Regions from separate parts of the Homo sapiens genome. Here region 1 is linked to region 2. The links are chromatin loops, found by intact Hi-C in ENCODE. Cell type or tissue: endothelial cell of umbilical vein. All regions are shown on one strand. Links, peaks and the distances in the headings refer to the core of each region. The heading gives the core; the rest is flanking DNA.

Region 1 (8,340 bases), core at 162-8,161, 77 kb before region 2:
TTACTCATTTAAATATGTGACACAGAAGTAGAATTCACAGAGGTTAACCCCTTGGAGCACTCAGAGACCATGATCCTGGCCTTGTCCACGTAAAACAACTCCCTTCAGAAGTAACAAGAGCAAGGTCCAGCCATTGCCAACTGAAGCCCGTTGAATACACTGGGACGTGGGCAAATTAAGAACTTACTGATAGTTCGCCCACTGGATTTTATCATAGATCTTATCAGCTTCATGGTCTATGACTGTTGATTTGACTTTCTCATGAAGTAAATTAACTTCAAAACAAAACCTCACTATCTCTTATCTGTTGCCTAAACAATGTTTCCAAAAATTGACCACCTTACTATACAGTTCACTTGGATTTCTTAAGAAATCAGTTAATTTAGCTAACTGGCAAACAGAACTCCACCACCTCTTCTCTGGTTCTGAAACAATGTTTCCAAACGATGGTTGTCCTTTAGCATGCTGTCAGAGCACAGTAGGCCCCAATTTTTAAAAGAGATAATTCTTTTGTCTTTAATTTTGTCAATTTTAGCCCAGTTCGACTTAGTTCTTGTGCCTCATGTTGGATAGTTGCTCTAGAGAAATGTGATCCCAGGAATGCTGGTGATTTGCTGTTTTAAAATGGTGCTGTGCTTTAGGTTTCTGTTCAAATCTAAGATTTCAGAAGAGTCAGTAACTGCAAATAATCTAAAAGGGGAAGAGTGAAGAATGCTTCTAACTTCCCTTTGAAATGAATAGCTCTGCCAGAGCAGCAGCTATTAGAAAAACAAAAACGACAAAGAAAAGCTGCTCAGCCCAGCACACAGAGGTAAATTTACTTACATCAGACTGAAAAATGAGGGCTGGGCTTTGAAAAGACATCCCTTCTGACTAGAGGAAAGCTTGTAATTTTGGCACGGCTGCCGCCCTCCTAAGCCCCTGAGAAATTCTGAAAAACATTACGGAAGACTGTTCTTAATATTAATGGATGTCTTCGTGTGTGTGTGTGTGTGTGTGTGTGTGTGTGTGTGTGTGTAGGGAGGAAGAATGCTAGAGAGAGAAAGGGGGTAGAGCATGAGAGAGAAGAAAAGATCACTTAGGAGGAAGAACTACCAGTGGAAATGTCTACTTTCTGAAAAATAATTTGCATCTGTCATTTTTCACTCTTCAGTAAAGTAGTGGTCAAGATGAGATATAGAGAAGCATTCACCATTTACACTTCAAGTTAGGCTTGCAGTATCGTGGCTCTTTTAACAAGACTTCCAAAAATACTTGTAGATAACATTGCTCACTGATGTGATCTCAAATCTATTATATGACATCAGAGGTGAAAAAAAGACTGTTTCCCTGTGGCTAATTGTGGTGAGTGTCACATTATGTTGTACTGTAGTGAACAATTTCGGGGGCACCAAAAGCCTACAGCTCTGCCTCTTGGGAGGAGACTTTTCCTTTGCAGCTCAGCTTCAGGAAACGTGAACATTTGTGTTTTCAAGACCACATACCATTGGGAAGGAAGTAGGGGTGGAGATGCGTGCTGAGATTAAGTGGGTATGAGAATCTCTGTACTGTGTATGATCTGGAAACTGCTGAATTTTATGTAGCCCTCTTTCTGGCATGCCTTTAGAATTTTAAAGTCACACTGACAATAATACTGATCCTTGCTAAGGATATTTTTCACAAAATAATTTATTTACTTTTTAGGCGAGGACAGACGGACCTCTGTGTAGCGTGCCTGACCAGCTTGTCTCTGAGCTGTGTGTCAATGTGTCTGGGGAAACAGAGACAGAAATCTGCCGGCAGGTACTCCACAGTCAGATTTATTTGGGATGTATAACTGTAACCTATCATGGTAAAGAAATTTAATATGTAATTATGGGAACTAGTTGTTAATAGACAACTTGAAAGTTATTTTGAGAAGGGAGGCATTAACTCCCCACAGCCCCGAGTCTTCCACTCCACCTCAGACACTGGCCCATGTTACCTTAAAGGATACAAGGCCTATTGTAGTTTGACATGTAGAGTTACACAGATAATACACAGAGAAGCTGAGTTTCTTTTTGGGATTGATGAGGGGGAAAGAGACGGAAAATGTACTTATTAAAAAGAGTGCCTTGATTTGCTGTGGAGTTTAAAACTGGGAACATGTTTTCCCAGACGAGCAAAAGCTTTGTAGCATTGCTGGCTCGTTAATGAGTGATCTTCTTTCTCCCTGGCGTGCCCTGGCTGGGCATGTTTTCTTGACTTAGGACTGACACTCTCAATATAATCTTAATTCATTTTTAGTCTAGGCTGACTAAATCTTCTGATTTGGCAAAGCAGACTGTCGGGATTGCCATTGTTATGTTTACTCTGGATTTATATCTTAAGTTGAGGCTAAGTAACACATTTACATAAATCAACTCAGCATTAGACTCTAACACAAAATTGTTTACCGAGAGAAAAGACTAATTGTATTGCTTCCTGAGATTTGCTTTCATAATATATTAAACCTCAAAGGATTTAAAAATGTAGCATGTTCTGTTTTAAAATTAACTCTTCTGGGGGTTTTGCTTTTATAAAAAGATAGAATTTTTTTTTTTTTTTTTTTTTTTTTTTGCGAGAATTGATTATAGCTGTTGCTACTGTGGATGACTTTCCTGGAGGTAGAAGATAAAGTGGAGCAGGCCGATGTTATTTAGCAAGAGTCATATGCTTTCATAGAAGGATTTATGTTTTATGAAACTGGCAGCACAAATGCTAGAAAAGAATTTAAAAAGTTCTTTTAATACTAAAGATATTGCAGGAAGATGAAGAGGCTTTAAATTTATAGCTGCAAACATTTTCAGTAGGAGTGTTTTTAAATGATAGCATTTTATGATTCATGCAAATATCATGTTATAATTTATTTCCTTTAAAATAATGGCAAGGAAAAATGTCATGGCTCTATTGCATGGGTCATCATCCTATTAAGTCATGTTCTATTTAAAATAATTTTACCTTTATTAAAATTTACTTGCATTTTAAAATTACGACAAAAAGCCAGATTGAAAAATTGGGAGTAAGATATTTTAACATGTATGCTATAGTTGCAAGTTCCAGAAATATGTGGGGGAAAAAAGAGGTTAGTAGCTATTTTAAGTTTGTTCAAAACGTATAATGGAAACTTGCGCCTTTTAATAGTATGAAATATTAGCAAAATGTTACTGATCACGAGATATACTGTTACATGTCTGACTATTAAATGTAATTTTTTAATGGCCACTGGATGGAATTTGCCTTTTAAAAATACTAGTCTTATGCACTCATGGTTAGGAAATGCAATAACTTCATGACAAGTTTTTATTTTTACTTCTAAGGTATTTCTTTGCTAAAGTTATTAGCACCCTTAAAATATTCTTTTGTACCTAGGGACAAAAATTCTCTACCCAGAGTTCTTATGAGTGTTTTTAAGATGGACCAGATGACACAGGGTCACGTTCATTGTGGGCAGTATGTTTTGTTTTGCTCTGTGAAATGGCTTTGTATAGAGTTTTAGTTTTTCTAAATAAATTATTATTCAACCTTACAGTGTTTTCCATGAGGTTCCCTAATCCCTGACTTTATCTCATTTTGCTCCATGTAACAGCAGTGTGGTTATCTGGCCAACCACCTCATCCCTCTTCGTCAGTTTCACTTGGAAAGATAGGATCCATATTTCCAGTCTCTGAAAGGTGGAAGCATGTGTTTCGTCCAGCTGAGTCTCTTGGTCTGATTTTTTTCCCGGTCCTAATACATGTTTATTCCTACATGTGACAAATCTGCAGTCGTGTTTTCTTTCTGAGTTATAATGACTCAGATGTCATAATTAATTTGATGAGCAGGTGGGGGTTATTAGCCTTGTGCTTCACTTGCTAATAGCTGCACAGTTTTTCTAAAGTACTCTTTCAACTAAGGAGGCATTTCTTCACATAGAATAAACAGTACAGCACAAAAGCCTCAGTTAGATAACTATCCGTGGGCTTGAAAAGCTGCCAAGCAGATGTTGTTATTGGAGCTGGCCCAGGCGAGATTGGGCCAGGCAGATGCTCATGGGGAGGGGTGTGGGGAGGGAGGAGGAGAAGGGGGAGGAGAAGTAAGAGAGTAGAGGTTAGGGGGAGAGGGGGAGGTTCTATGGGACGCTGGTGCTTTCTTTGCAGGGGGTTGGGCCAGATTTTGTTGGGGTGGGAGGTCTCTTCTAATGAGCCACCTCCATGGTTATGGCCTCTGGTTGGTCTCTTAAAACATGCATACGTGAGAATGGGGATGGGGGTGGAGGAGACCCTCTCTAAATATCCACATGGGAGCGAATCTGAGTGTTCATCCAGCAGCCTGAGACTTCTGGTTTGCATTAGGGCGGCTGTGTGCAATTTTTGAAGGGCCTACGGAGACTCAGCTTCATACCTATCCACATATGTAATGGACATGACTGCCCTGACATTTACCAGAACTCATAGGTTCTGCTTTATTGCTATAAATTAGGTTGTGCAAATTTAAGACAAAATGCTGTTTTGTTTCCTGTCACCTCAATATGTAATTTTTCACTGAGCATTCCCTACTTATTAAAATGTTGCAAAGAGACACCTTACTTTTTAAAATTAAAATCAGTCTTGGAACATGTCAGATTTGTAGGAGGTAAATGTGTGGAAGGTTTAATCTAAGCTGATGTTGTTTCTGTCCTCTGCCTTTTTTTTTTTTTTTTTTTTTTTTTTTTGTGATCTAAGGCTTTTTAGAACTCATCTCTCACTCCCCTTCACTAGATTAAATTCTGTAATCTCATTTTTCTTTGAGCTGATCTCAAGCCAATGGTCTGGGGATTTTATAGCCAAGGGATAATTTTTGATAATGGGCTATTAAAACACTTGCAGCTCCTACCCTGTCTTTCAAATTAGCATGTGCACAGATTGCCTTTCTGGGGAAAAAGTCTTTCCCTTGGCAATAAGCAACTGACTATGTGCCACAAGCAGTATAAAAGCTTCCAGGAATGTTTATACTAAAAACACAGGTAAATAAGAAATGATAAATAATAATAGTAACTGTACAGTGTGAACAGGAACTCTGCCTAGGATTATTATTATTATTTTTTACCCTTTGGAGACAAAGTTTTGTTTTCCCTTATTCAGACAGATTTAGTGTGTTCTGACAACAGGGTCATCTAACAGTTTCCTTAATGATGGAAGTACAGTGGCTTGAGACAGCTGTGTAAGGTCATGTAACTTTCATTGTTGTTTATAGTGTGCTTGTTAATAGGTTAAAATGAATAACTTGCTGGATGGAGGTCAGGTAGCACCTGTATAAATAATGAATTTGCCCTTCCAAAATATATAATGTAAAATTAATCAATATATATAGCTTGCCATTTTGTTTTTATTCAGTTCAACTTCCTTGCCGCTCTGTAGTTTTCAGAGGAGTAAAGTAAAAATTATGAGTTCTGAGAAAGCAAATTTGCTTGCCATAACTCCATTTGAGGGTGACTGCGATTTTGTTAGCATAAGATTGAAGCTAATCTCCTAAAGAGTATATCTGATTCTGTGTCTTAATCATTTTTCACAAGAAAAAAAAATCGGGACATATAGGTATATGTAGAGTAACATAAAGCCACCAATTGTAGAACTGATGTGATGTGAATTGTACTGAGGGTTGGCATGAATGCTTTTCTTTTTCACGTGTAACATTAGGTTCAGACATATATGTGTGCAGTGCATTGCTGTAATGTGTGCAGATGGTAAGAACACATATGTCTCAATACCATGCTTTATCGCTCAATAGCCTGACAGATGTATATGGGTGAATTCATTCATTGCCCTCTCTGTTGATTAGTAGCACTTTGAAAATGATGTCGTAATTTGGCAAACTAAATCCTGGTCGGGGAGCAGTACTGAAAGTATTGAAGAAATGACACGATTATAGTTTGATCCTTGTACTTAGAACCTTCATCAAATATAAGGTTTTAGGTCTTCTGTAATGTTAAAAAAAGGAAAGGAAAAAGAGCTAGTTTTACATATGATGCAGAATTTGAAAAATTTGTCTTTTTATTGGCAAATGCTGATTTAAAAGTCCCTGAATCATTTCAGAATCTGTAGAGAATGAGATGTGGTATTATATGTGATATCACATTAAAAAGTAAAAGTTCAGTCTGTGGACAAAGTCTATTAAAATGTTTTTAATATAGTAGAGGACCTCGTAACATGAGCCACTGTTAGTAAAAAAAAAAAGTTTAAAATGTATATTTACTCATATGTACTAGAACATAAATAAGTTTCCTGAAACAAGGACTACATGAAACAATTGCTAATAAGGCACAGTTAGTGGTAAGTGGAGATTGATACTATCTGTAATTTAATAAATGGTTGTACTGTACCTAGGTCTTCAACTGTTTACAATTGAAACCCAAAGCCGTCACCATCAATATCTCTTTAGTACTTCTAATTTTGGGTATGTCTAATTCAGTGAACATTTGTTTTGTGCTTACTACATGTCTAGGAGCATGCTAAAGGTTAGAGAAATATGAAGACCAATGAAGTAATCCCTGTTCTCAAGGAGTTTCTAATCTAATCTAGCAGTGGAAACAGAAACATAAAACTAAGCACCTAATTCATATGAAACAGATAGTAGACAATGCCACACAGATACATAAAAAGAGCTATTGGAGTACAGAGGAGGCAATTCAGAATTCACAAGAATCCAAAGAAGGTTCTCATGACTCAAGAAATGAGCTTGAAAGATGAGCACCGTTTTGTTAGACGAGGATGTGAGGCATGGGGGTCCTGGAGGCAGGAAACAGCACAAGAAAAGGTAAGTCATTGGGGATGGGGAAAGCATGTTGGTAGTTGGGGGTCATGAACCATCAGGGGAGGGTGACTAGACTTTAGCCTGTGTAGGCGAAGTGGAGGAGAGTTGTAAGAGACTAGGCTGAAAGAGTAGGGTTGCTGAGGGCTTCAAATGCCACATTAGAGAGTTTCCAGAGGGTAGATCATCAAGCTTTCAAGCTGTTATATTTAGGTGGTCCTTTAGAAGACAATTCTGACAGCAAAGTGGAGGATGGAATGAAGGAAGAAAATGGAGTGAAGGGAGGAGGTCGTTTTAAGCCAGGCTTTTAAATTTTCATGTAAAATATTATCTTTGTCTTCTCCATATTTTTTGGGTACAGTATATAATTTTTTTTTTTTTTTTGAGATGGAATCTTGCTATGTCGGCCAGGCGTGATCTTGGCTCACTGCAACCTCCACCTCCCAGGTTCAAGTGAGTCTCATGTCTCAGCCTCCTGAGTATCAGCTGGGATTACAGGCACCCGCCATCATGCCGGGCACATTTTTGTATTTTTGTAGAGATGGGGTTTCACCATGTTGGCCAGGCTGGTCTTGAACTCCTGACCTCAGGTGATCTTCCCACCTTGGCCTCCCAAAGTGCTGGGATTACAGGCGTGAGCCACTGCGCCCAGCCCTGAATATTTAGAACCTAAAACAGGCTACGTATTTATTCATTTGAAAGGTTGTAAAGTTTTAAATGAGCACCTGTCATACCACCGATGTTCCTAATGGCTTTGGATACAGTAGCGTACAAGACAGACATGGTCTCTGCCCTCAGGGGGCTCACTGTCTATTCACAGGGAACAACAAATCAATTCAACAAATTTATAAGCAAGTCATTTCCGATTGTGTTAAATGCTATGAGAAAACTAATAGGGTCATAGATAATACATAGATTAAAGTGAAAATGGGGTATGGGGGTCTTTGTTGGCTAAGGTCTTTTGGGAAAGTCTTTCTGAGGAAATGAAATAGGAAAAGATGAGAATTAACCCAGTTTCCTAGTACTTTCAGTACTCATTTGTGACGTCAGTTATGAATATAGCTTTGGTTAAAAGGCCCTTTGAGCCATTTGCATTTATTGAGATAACCTCAGGGACAGGTTAACCTTTCATAATTATCAGAAAGCTATCTATAAGAAGCATTTTGCTGTATTCCTCTATAGACTACTTTTGTGGAATCATGATTTAACCTTAGGTTGGCTTCACCGTGAATTAAATATTTAAAAATATTTTATATGTAAAAGATCCATATGCAGATCTTTGCTTTTGTATAAAACTACCTTTTTCCTATTATGTGTTCAGTGTCCCTTATTCAACTCCCCTGCAATATATTTCTCTGAAAAATCCCTTCCAGGAAACAAATTTTCTTTTTCTGATAAGTTGGCATGCCTCTTTTCATCTTATGATGAGAACTGTGTATGCAATCTAGTTTTCTTCTTTTCCCTGTATGCTAGAAAGCTCACAGCCCAAAATTTGTTTTCATTTGTCTGTTTTCCCCAGTTCTGATTCTGTGAATTTTCTACTGCCTGTCTGCTTTCATCTCTTGGATTTTGCAT
Region 2 (8,340 bases), core at 336-8,335:
TCTATAGTCACATACTGCCTTTTGCTTTCCAGTTTGGTGTCTGTGAGCAAGCATCAGCAGCCAAGTCCCTTGTACACTGGCTGAGAACAATGTGCGGGAGTTACCTGGGGTGCTTGTTGAGAGCGCTTTCTTGGCCCCAGCATTGCTGTACGAGTCCCAGTCATTGCGGGTGAGGTCGAGGAATCTGAATTTCTAACAAGCATCTCAGGTGAATCTGATGCTCACTAGAATTTGTGGACTGAATGTCACTGATTGTGAAATGACAATAAGGCAAGTAGCATTTATTGTCATGATACGGCAAGCTGTTCTACTTCTCCTTTAATTGGTCTTTTTGGAGCTCTGTGTTTAATTGGAATCTAGATTATATGCAGATCTCCACTGACAACAAACACTTTTCTGAAAATTGAACTTTTAAAAACCTGTTAACATAAGAAACTTTATCCAAGTAATTGTTCCAGGTTTAAACTCTAAATTTTAGGATGATTTATAAGGCTTTTTTAATGACACGTAGAATGCCATAGTGAACATCCGAAACGACTTTAGAAGGCTCCCTCCCCGTAGCCCACACTGTGAATCATGCTCCTTGGAGACGTGCAGTGTGATGGGCCTAGTGATTTCTGTTATGGAAGGGAAACCCCATTTCTCTAATACTTCATAAAGCAAAGCTTTTATTATTTACTTTGAAAAAATTCCATTTGAGGAATATGGAATTCTTAAAGTGCCTAAACCTGAGCCACCTACTAATTCTTATGGCTGTTGGTAATGAATATAGGGGGCAACGTGTATTCTGTCTGTAGACTCCAGGAAAGTTCAACGTAGCCCCAACATTCCCTTTTGGCTTTTCATGTAAAATTGTCCATAGCACTTTCTTCCTAAGCTCAGTTTAATTTTCTTTTGTGCCTTTTGTACCTCGAGATATGCTGTCTTTCTTGGTGAGAATGGTCTAGCCGTGAACCTTTTCGTCATTGTTTTGTAGCATTCGTAGAGTGAGGACCAGATTAACTGTGTAATTTACCTTTTTTTTCCCCAAGTTATTTCCAAAATTTGCTAAAGCGCTGCAGCCTCAGGGACACCTCTGACTTTCTGACACAGCTAAGAAACACCACACTAATTTGGAACACATGTTCTGTCAAAGTTTACCTATAGCCTTGAGTTCCAAATTTGCAACTTCAGCATCTTCTGTTGAAAATAAACAGCATATTTTTTCTTAAGCTCCCTTTTTGCCTCCCCTTGAACTCCACAGTCTTTTATAAATAGTAATAAGGAAATGTGGTTATGGGTATAATTGCCACAAGGCAATTGTACCCTAGAGGACTGATAGAATTTTCTTTTCTATATCGGAGGGCTGGGCTCCATCAAGAAGATCCATTTGCAAATAACTCAATTGGAAGAATAACAACAGTGTCTTTATTTTTATAGCAACTTTCCCTATAGAGATCACAGTACAGTGTGTTAGGGACATCCTATCAGATTCATTGTTCTAATACCCCAGTGGACTGGAATAAAGTTTTATTATAGCTTGTTTGAGACAGGAGAGTGAGACTGAGAAAGGTTAAGGGTCGTCCCTCAGATCCTAAGAAAGTCAGAAGGGGAAATGCAATGAAAAATCAAGGTTTTTCTATTACTCTGCAAGTTGTCAAGCTCTGCATTCCTTTCTGGTAATTGTAAAGGGTCAGAATAAAGCACAACCTATTTCGGGATTGCAAAGTAATGTAGATGAAAATGCCTCGAAAATAGCTAAGGTATTCTTGCTATCTTTATCATATTTAGTACAAATGGAAGGTAAGAAAGAGCCTTATTGTCAGTATCTAATTGTACCAATGTATATGAAATGGATTTTGCACATTCTTGATTGATTGGATTCAAACTGCCAAGTTGTCTTAATCATTAATAAAAGACAAATGGAAAATAACATTTATAATTCTGGATTTAAAGGAATTCCATACGATTTGACAACAAATTTTGAACAGATTAAGAAGCCAAAGATCAAAGTTACTCTGATTACATAAACGGCCTAAGAAAACACTTAATTAAGTAGTCTGATTTTTCTTTTTAAGGTTTTACTTGTAGACTCCATAGTTCTGAGGGTAGGAGTGATGAACTTAGGCTCTGTTTTTTTTTTTTTTTTTAAGTTAGAATAAGAGAATTGGGAGTAAAATTACTACTAATCTTTCAACCTGATTTCAAGGAGCCTTGGAGGACACATTCTGTGGGGAGTAGACACAATTAACTTGATGCTCCTAATTACTGTTGTTTGATTTGTGATTAAAGGTGGTATATTTTGGTGTAGCGCTTTTGGCTTCTCAGGTGTCCAGTGTGCTGCTGCTGGGGAGAGTAGGGGGTGGCAGCATTCCCTCCCTTAAACAGGAACCCCCTTCCGCAAACTAGAAGCTGAGATATCAGAAATAACCCACATTTAGTCAGACCTTGCCTTCTAATGAGAAAAAGTGAAAAATTAGGCAAAACATAAACACACGGCTTTTTAAAGCTCTCTTTGATTTTCAAAGTTCTAGAGTGGGTTCATATTTTTTCACTTTAACCCAAGCGAGTGAAGCTATCTTTCACTTATAGATCCTCCCTGAGTGCCTCATGGGAGGAGTAATGGCCTTGAGACTTTTATCTCATCATCACTGCACCTCTTGTTATGTCTTGATGCTTAATGAATGTTAAGCTGAAAACTAATCCAGGTAAACAGGTGAACGGAAAATTAAGTTCAACCAGCGTGAACATAGAAAAAAAAAATCCTTCATTTAGGAGCACCATTAGCACTGCCAATGGACTAAGGAGACACATGCTGTTCCCTACCAGGTGATTGGATCATATCAGCTAATTTATTCTATTTTTAATAATTGCTGGATGATATTAATAGGGAACTTTCAGTTATTATTTTATTATTATGCATTTTCTTTTGCAAAAAAAAAAGTTTAAAAAACATTTTCTTAAATACCCCACCCCCTTTTTCCTCCCAATGCCCTTACTAGATTCCTTTGTCTATGTTTGCAATGTCATTGTGTTTTTCATGGTGTGACATACATACCCTTAATGCCATAAAAGATTCCTGCTCTGTGAAAAGAAAGTTGAACAGTGTTGTCACTTTGAAAACACAGTGATAGCTTTGAATGGGAGTCTAATGTGAGGAGGAAGCTTTGGCTTTGGGATCCAGATTGCTGTAGCCAAACTTCCAAATTCAGATTTGGTCTGCAATCCTGGCTTCACTGCAGTCATTTATATCGACAGTGAATAAAGAAACCTAAATAAACAAGAATGAAGTGGCAACACAATAAAAGTCGTCTCATATGTGCTTTATACTTTCAAATAAAAATTAGAATTTATCATTTTCTTTGAGATTATTTCTCTGTTTCGTGTGCTCACAAAATTAGCTTGATGTTTTAACCCATCTTTATTTCATTAAAGTATTCCTTAGATATGGAGTTTTCTAAAAAATACAATATTTTGTCAATAAGATGGAAAATGACAAGCATTATTTCCTAAAAGCACCACAGGAGAGAGAAGCATTGTGCATTTATTAGGTAGTGACAGAGCTTTGCAGATGGATGAAGGAAGCTGTAACATCAAACCTTGCCATCTCTGGCGGTTTAAATTCTCTGTAGGTCAGTTCTACCAAAAGTTTTTTGTTTTTTGTTTTTTTTTAACTTCTTTTGCCAGTTGATTGGTCCTATGAAGTAAATTAATGGTTTCAGTTCAATTCTTGGGCACATAACCACCCCAGTTAGCATTCTCTGGGGACCTTATTGGCTTAAGCAAGCCTAGAAGAATAGGATTTCCTTCCAGGGTCAGGTATAGAACATTGTGGAGAAGCTTACGGGATCTCTTTCTCTTTTGTGAAAGAGAGAGAGAGAGAGAATGTGTGCTGGATTGAGGTGGTAGAGTGCACCTCCAATATTAAAAAATAATTTCCTAATACGTTATCTCAGTGTTATTTTGTTCTATCTTCTGTGAAATTGGTAAGTGGATATTTTGTGTAAATTGGCTCCAAACAGACCTTCAAATACATTGAAGGTGGAGCTTAGTTCTTTGCTGTCATCCCATTTCTAAGATAGTGCCTGTTTCAACCTATTTCTCAGCCAAATTATATCATAATTTGCTATCTGCTTAGTATAATGTATCTCATTTGTTTTATCTTGGCTTTAATTGAATTATCTATTCCTATGGCATAATTCTTAAATCATAGCATATACATATACAGTACATTGGAAGAACTGGGATAATTTTTATTTCTTCTTATTGTCTTTTTTCTTTTTTGACTGTAACTTAGAATGAAAGTTTAAGTTTCAAATAGTATGTGTGTAATAAAAAATTTGGTTAAAAGTTGGATTCGTTTTCCTATCTGGCTTTAGGCTCCCTGTCCCACCCATTCTACCTGCCATTACGAGAAAAAGTCAAGGGCTATTTCTGTCTTGTGGTCTCAGCATTATTCCTATGGTTTTTAGTGTCTGTGCAATATGTCTGCTGTCATATTTATGGAGATTGTCTCTTAGCTTACCTGTCACACTATAAGTTTCTCATTGGGGAAAGTAAAGGGTGGTGGGAAAACATAAAAAGTGAAAGTTATTGCTAGACTTACTTCATGGCCACTTTATGTCTATTTAGACTCCAACCCATTTTCTTTTTTCAGTAAATATTTATTGAATTAAATTCATAAATGTGCATTAGAAGTTTGCCTTATGTGGCATAGATTGACTAAAATACATTTCAGGCACAGGCTTAAAAAATAATAAACATGTATTTTCAGTTGAAATGATCTCTGTATGATGTTTGGTGGTGACTGTCACCAACTAGGAAAATAATGTTTTAAAAAGAGACATAAAATAAATCTTGGGGGTGGGGGTTCAAAATGATTGAGAGAGAGGATGTAGAGGGACATTGCATAGGGTGCAATGCTGGCAGCTAAGTGTGCACATCCATCACCAGTGTCATCCTGTTAGTTCTATCCAAAAAAAGTTGGCAACATGTGAATTGATGCTGTATGTTTTTCCGTTATGTCACTTGCCTCTAGCCGGGCTGTTATCTAGCACAGTTTAAAACATTAAGTATATTGGTACTGTTTGCATATGTGATTCTAAAGTTTTGGTACTGTGAGTTCATATATATCCCTGTGCGTATGAACATAAATATTTTTGTTTTCTCCTGTTCGTAGAGTGTTTTAGCAAAACACTATAGAGTGTTACTATTCTGATGGGAAAAATACTTTTGTCTTATTTTGTAATTTTTCTTATGTAAAATGCCTCATGTCCAGTGGGGACTTATGAACCATTTCCTAAAGGAAACAGAGTAATGTTGAAGTCATTTCTCTTTCCTGTTAGGGATTATTCTTACGTTGATGTATAGTGGTGCATATTTAAGAAAACCTTTTGATTATCCCCATGAGACTGTTAGTTATTCCGACAATTGATAAGCATTTCGAAGTTGTTTGTGGCATGAAATATAAGTAAATGTATCATATTTTACAAAAATAATCAAACTTATAATTGTTCCAGTCAAGGAGCATACAGTCATGTGTGAAGGAAAAACACATGCACAAGAAAAAACTTGTTAAAAATTGGTTAGAGAGACTAGGAGATGATAAAAAGAAGAAGTAAACTTGGATGGATGGGTAGGATTATCAGAAGACCTCCTGGAAGAGATATATTTAGAACATGGCATTGAGCATCTAGTTGCCTTTTTTAAAAACTTGATTATTTTTATGTATCAGTATGCATTACAAAAAACTTTGGGATACAGAATTTTGTACTTAGTACTGAATGGTGGCAGTGCTTTCTCATCTTTTTTTTAAAAGATGAGAATCATAACAAACACGTGAAATCTATTGGTTTTTAAAAAAGTTATTATATTTGTCTAATACTGCTTAATTCTATTACCTGACACGTATTTTAGAGTGACAGATATGCCAAATTCAAAAAAACAAATGTATCTGTCAGATTTGAGTAAAATAAACTACCAGATAGTCCAATAGGAGGAATTTCATGGGCAAGGCCAGTTACAGTAATGTTAGAATAGATGAAAAGCTGAATGGGCAGTGAGGTCACCCAGTCATTAGCATCAGTAGGAATCTACTACACAAATTGAGCTGGAGCTGCCTGAAGGGAGGGCATCACAGAGGGAGGAACTTGTTCAGTGGAAGCAAGAATCACAAGAGGAAAACTCACCACTGTTTGGAGACAAATGTCAAAGCAGAGGAGGGAAGGAATACCTCTCCTTCTCCTTTCTTCCCACCCTCCAAATTCCCAAACTCCTACCATTGCCTCCTGTTGGTTGGACCTAGCCTGAAGTCAATAGTTAATGGAGCTGGGAAAGGTGGTTTGCAGAAACAGAGTTCAGGATGGATCTGAGGACAAGTTACCGTTACAGGGCAATTCTAATTTTGGGGGTGGGTGGAGGGATGAGATTTAGGTAAGATTCAAAGCAATTGTTTGGGGCAGGGGAATTAAGTTTGCATAATATCATCCAAAGCTTTATCACACCAGTTTTTCTTACTGGTGTTGAGTTACTAATTTTTTAAATCCTATCTGAAAATTTAGTTTATACATTTCTGTCATGGCCTTGCTGTTAGATGGTTTTGCAAAATATCCATGAACAATCTTGTTAGTTAATTTTAGAATTTTAACATGCTTTAAATGTCAAGAAGAATTTGATCTTGTCTGATTAGAAGCAATCTTTAAGACCAAAAACAACAGGTGACAGGCTCAAATTATTCCTATGGCAATTAACTCTGACAAAGAATTGGATGATCCCTCCTTCCCCTTTTCCATCTTTTGGAGGTACCAAGAGTGGACAAGGAAAAGTTCAACTGGTCTTGTAACCAAGCACTATCTAGAACTTGGAAATAATGATGTGATTTCTTGTTTTTGTGTATGTGTTTGTTGGAGGTTGAGTATGCAGCATAGTTTGTTTTTTGATTGGATTGGAAGGCAATGTCAGTTTTGAAATGGCAGCATAATAATCAATTTGGAAAATTAAACATTAGCCATATGTAATGGTACGTGCAATGAAAATAATCTTTATGAGCATGGGAGATGAGTCTGCAGTAAAAAGCTTGAAGTTGGTCTGTGTTAAAATTTTGTCACATCTGGAAGGCATTGATGTCTAAGATTACATAGGTTTGATATCATTCAGGGTTAAGGCATATGGATGGGACATTATGCAGAACCTTGATTTTTTCATACTCTTTGGATTTGGCTTAGGCATTTTTGAATCATAAGGAATTGATTTGAATCTCTATTAAAGATAAAATGAGTAACAAGACAAAATGGGAGGAATTTTGAGCACCTGGTACATAGCTCTGCACCAGTATACTCTCAGTTCCCTTTTTTAAAATGGATATAGCAAGTGAACATGCCCGTCATCATTTATTTTCCCATTTCCCAAATAACCATAGTGATGAGTAGTAGATTTCATGGTGGGCTTCTGTTATTCTTTATTATTCTTGGTTAGAATTATCTGTATTTTTTTTATTTTTGTTTATTTTTTTCAAGATAGGGGCTCACTCTGTCACCGAGGCTGGAGTGCAGTGATGTAATCTCAGCTCACTGCAGCCTCAACCTCCAGGGCTCAGATGATCCTCCCACCTTAGCCTCTCGAGTAGTTGGGACTATAGGCACCCACCGCTATGCCCAGCTAATTATTGTATTTTTAGTAGAGGTGGAGTTTCACCATGTTGGCCAGGCTGGTCTCGAACTCCTGACCTCAGGTGATCCTCCCACTTCAGCCTCCCAAGTAGCTGGGACTACAGGCACCCACCACTACGCCCAGCTAATTATTGTATTTTTAGTAGAGATGGAATTTCATTATGTTGGCCAGGCTGGTCTTGAACTCCTGACCTCAGGTTATCCACCCACCTCAGCCTCCCATAGTGTTGGGATTAAAGGCATATGCCACCGTGCCTGGCCAGGATTATCTGTATTTTAAACTGTTCTCTTTAAGTGACTGTTTGAAAGAATATTGCCCCATAAAATGCCCCATCTTCATGTCTCTGTGAGCTTGTAAACTTTTCAAAGTTCTTTCAAACCCATTATTTCACTTATTAGAATATTCTTGACCTTCTCTTTTTACAAAAAGGAAAATCATGTCAGCTATTTTTTTGTTTTTATTTTATCAGTATAATTGAGTTCCTTTCTTTGCCTGCACAGTTTTAATTTGCAAGAGGAAATTACTGTCTCCTCATTTGTTTCCTCATTTTATCCCTTTTCAAAAATGTTGGTTCAATGATGCATTATTCAAGTAGTTTTATTCCTGGTATATTAACTTTTGCCTTGAAAACATGGGGACAGAAGTTCTTTGAACCACTTATCAAGGAACTGTTAGGACATTTAATACTATTAT

What was found. Hi-C counts contacts between places; a loop is a spot of excess contacts. Peaks named below come from ENCODE experiments on the same cell type or tissue, not always from the same donor. Only the 100,000 strongest peaks of a DNase experiment are listed, where the experiment ranks them.
Region 1: a loop joins it to region 2, with 2.4 times the contacts of the local background. A loop is called at or near these places in 3 of 110 quality-filtered maps.

What each region holds. Positions count from the first base shown.
Region 1 is chr9:14,266,930-14,275,269 of GRCh38, reverse strand. All of the region lies in intron 2 of NFIB (nuclear factor I B), which reads left to right. Among named protein-coding and RNA genes, the nearest start is that of NFIB, 43 kb to the left of the region's middle. RefSeq lists enhancers at 252-851, 852-1,452. In endothelial cell of umbilical vein, for the core only: no CTCF peak of the experiment used is centred there; DNase peaks (open chromatin) are centred at 749, 1,199, 3,899, 5,159 and 3 weaker places; H3K4me3 peaks cover 522 bases; H3K27ac peaks cover 3,225 bases.
Region 2 is chr9:14,190,478-14,198,817 of GRCh38, reverse strand. All of the region lies in intron 2 of NFIB (nuclear factor I B), which reads left to right. Among named protein-coding and RNA genes, the nearest start is that of NFIB, 120 kb to the left of the region's middle. In endothelial cell of umbilical vein, for the core only: no CTCF peak of the experiment used is centred there; a DNase peak (open chromatin) is centred at 5,107; H3K27ac peaks cover 3,503 bases.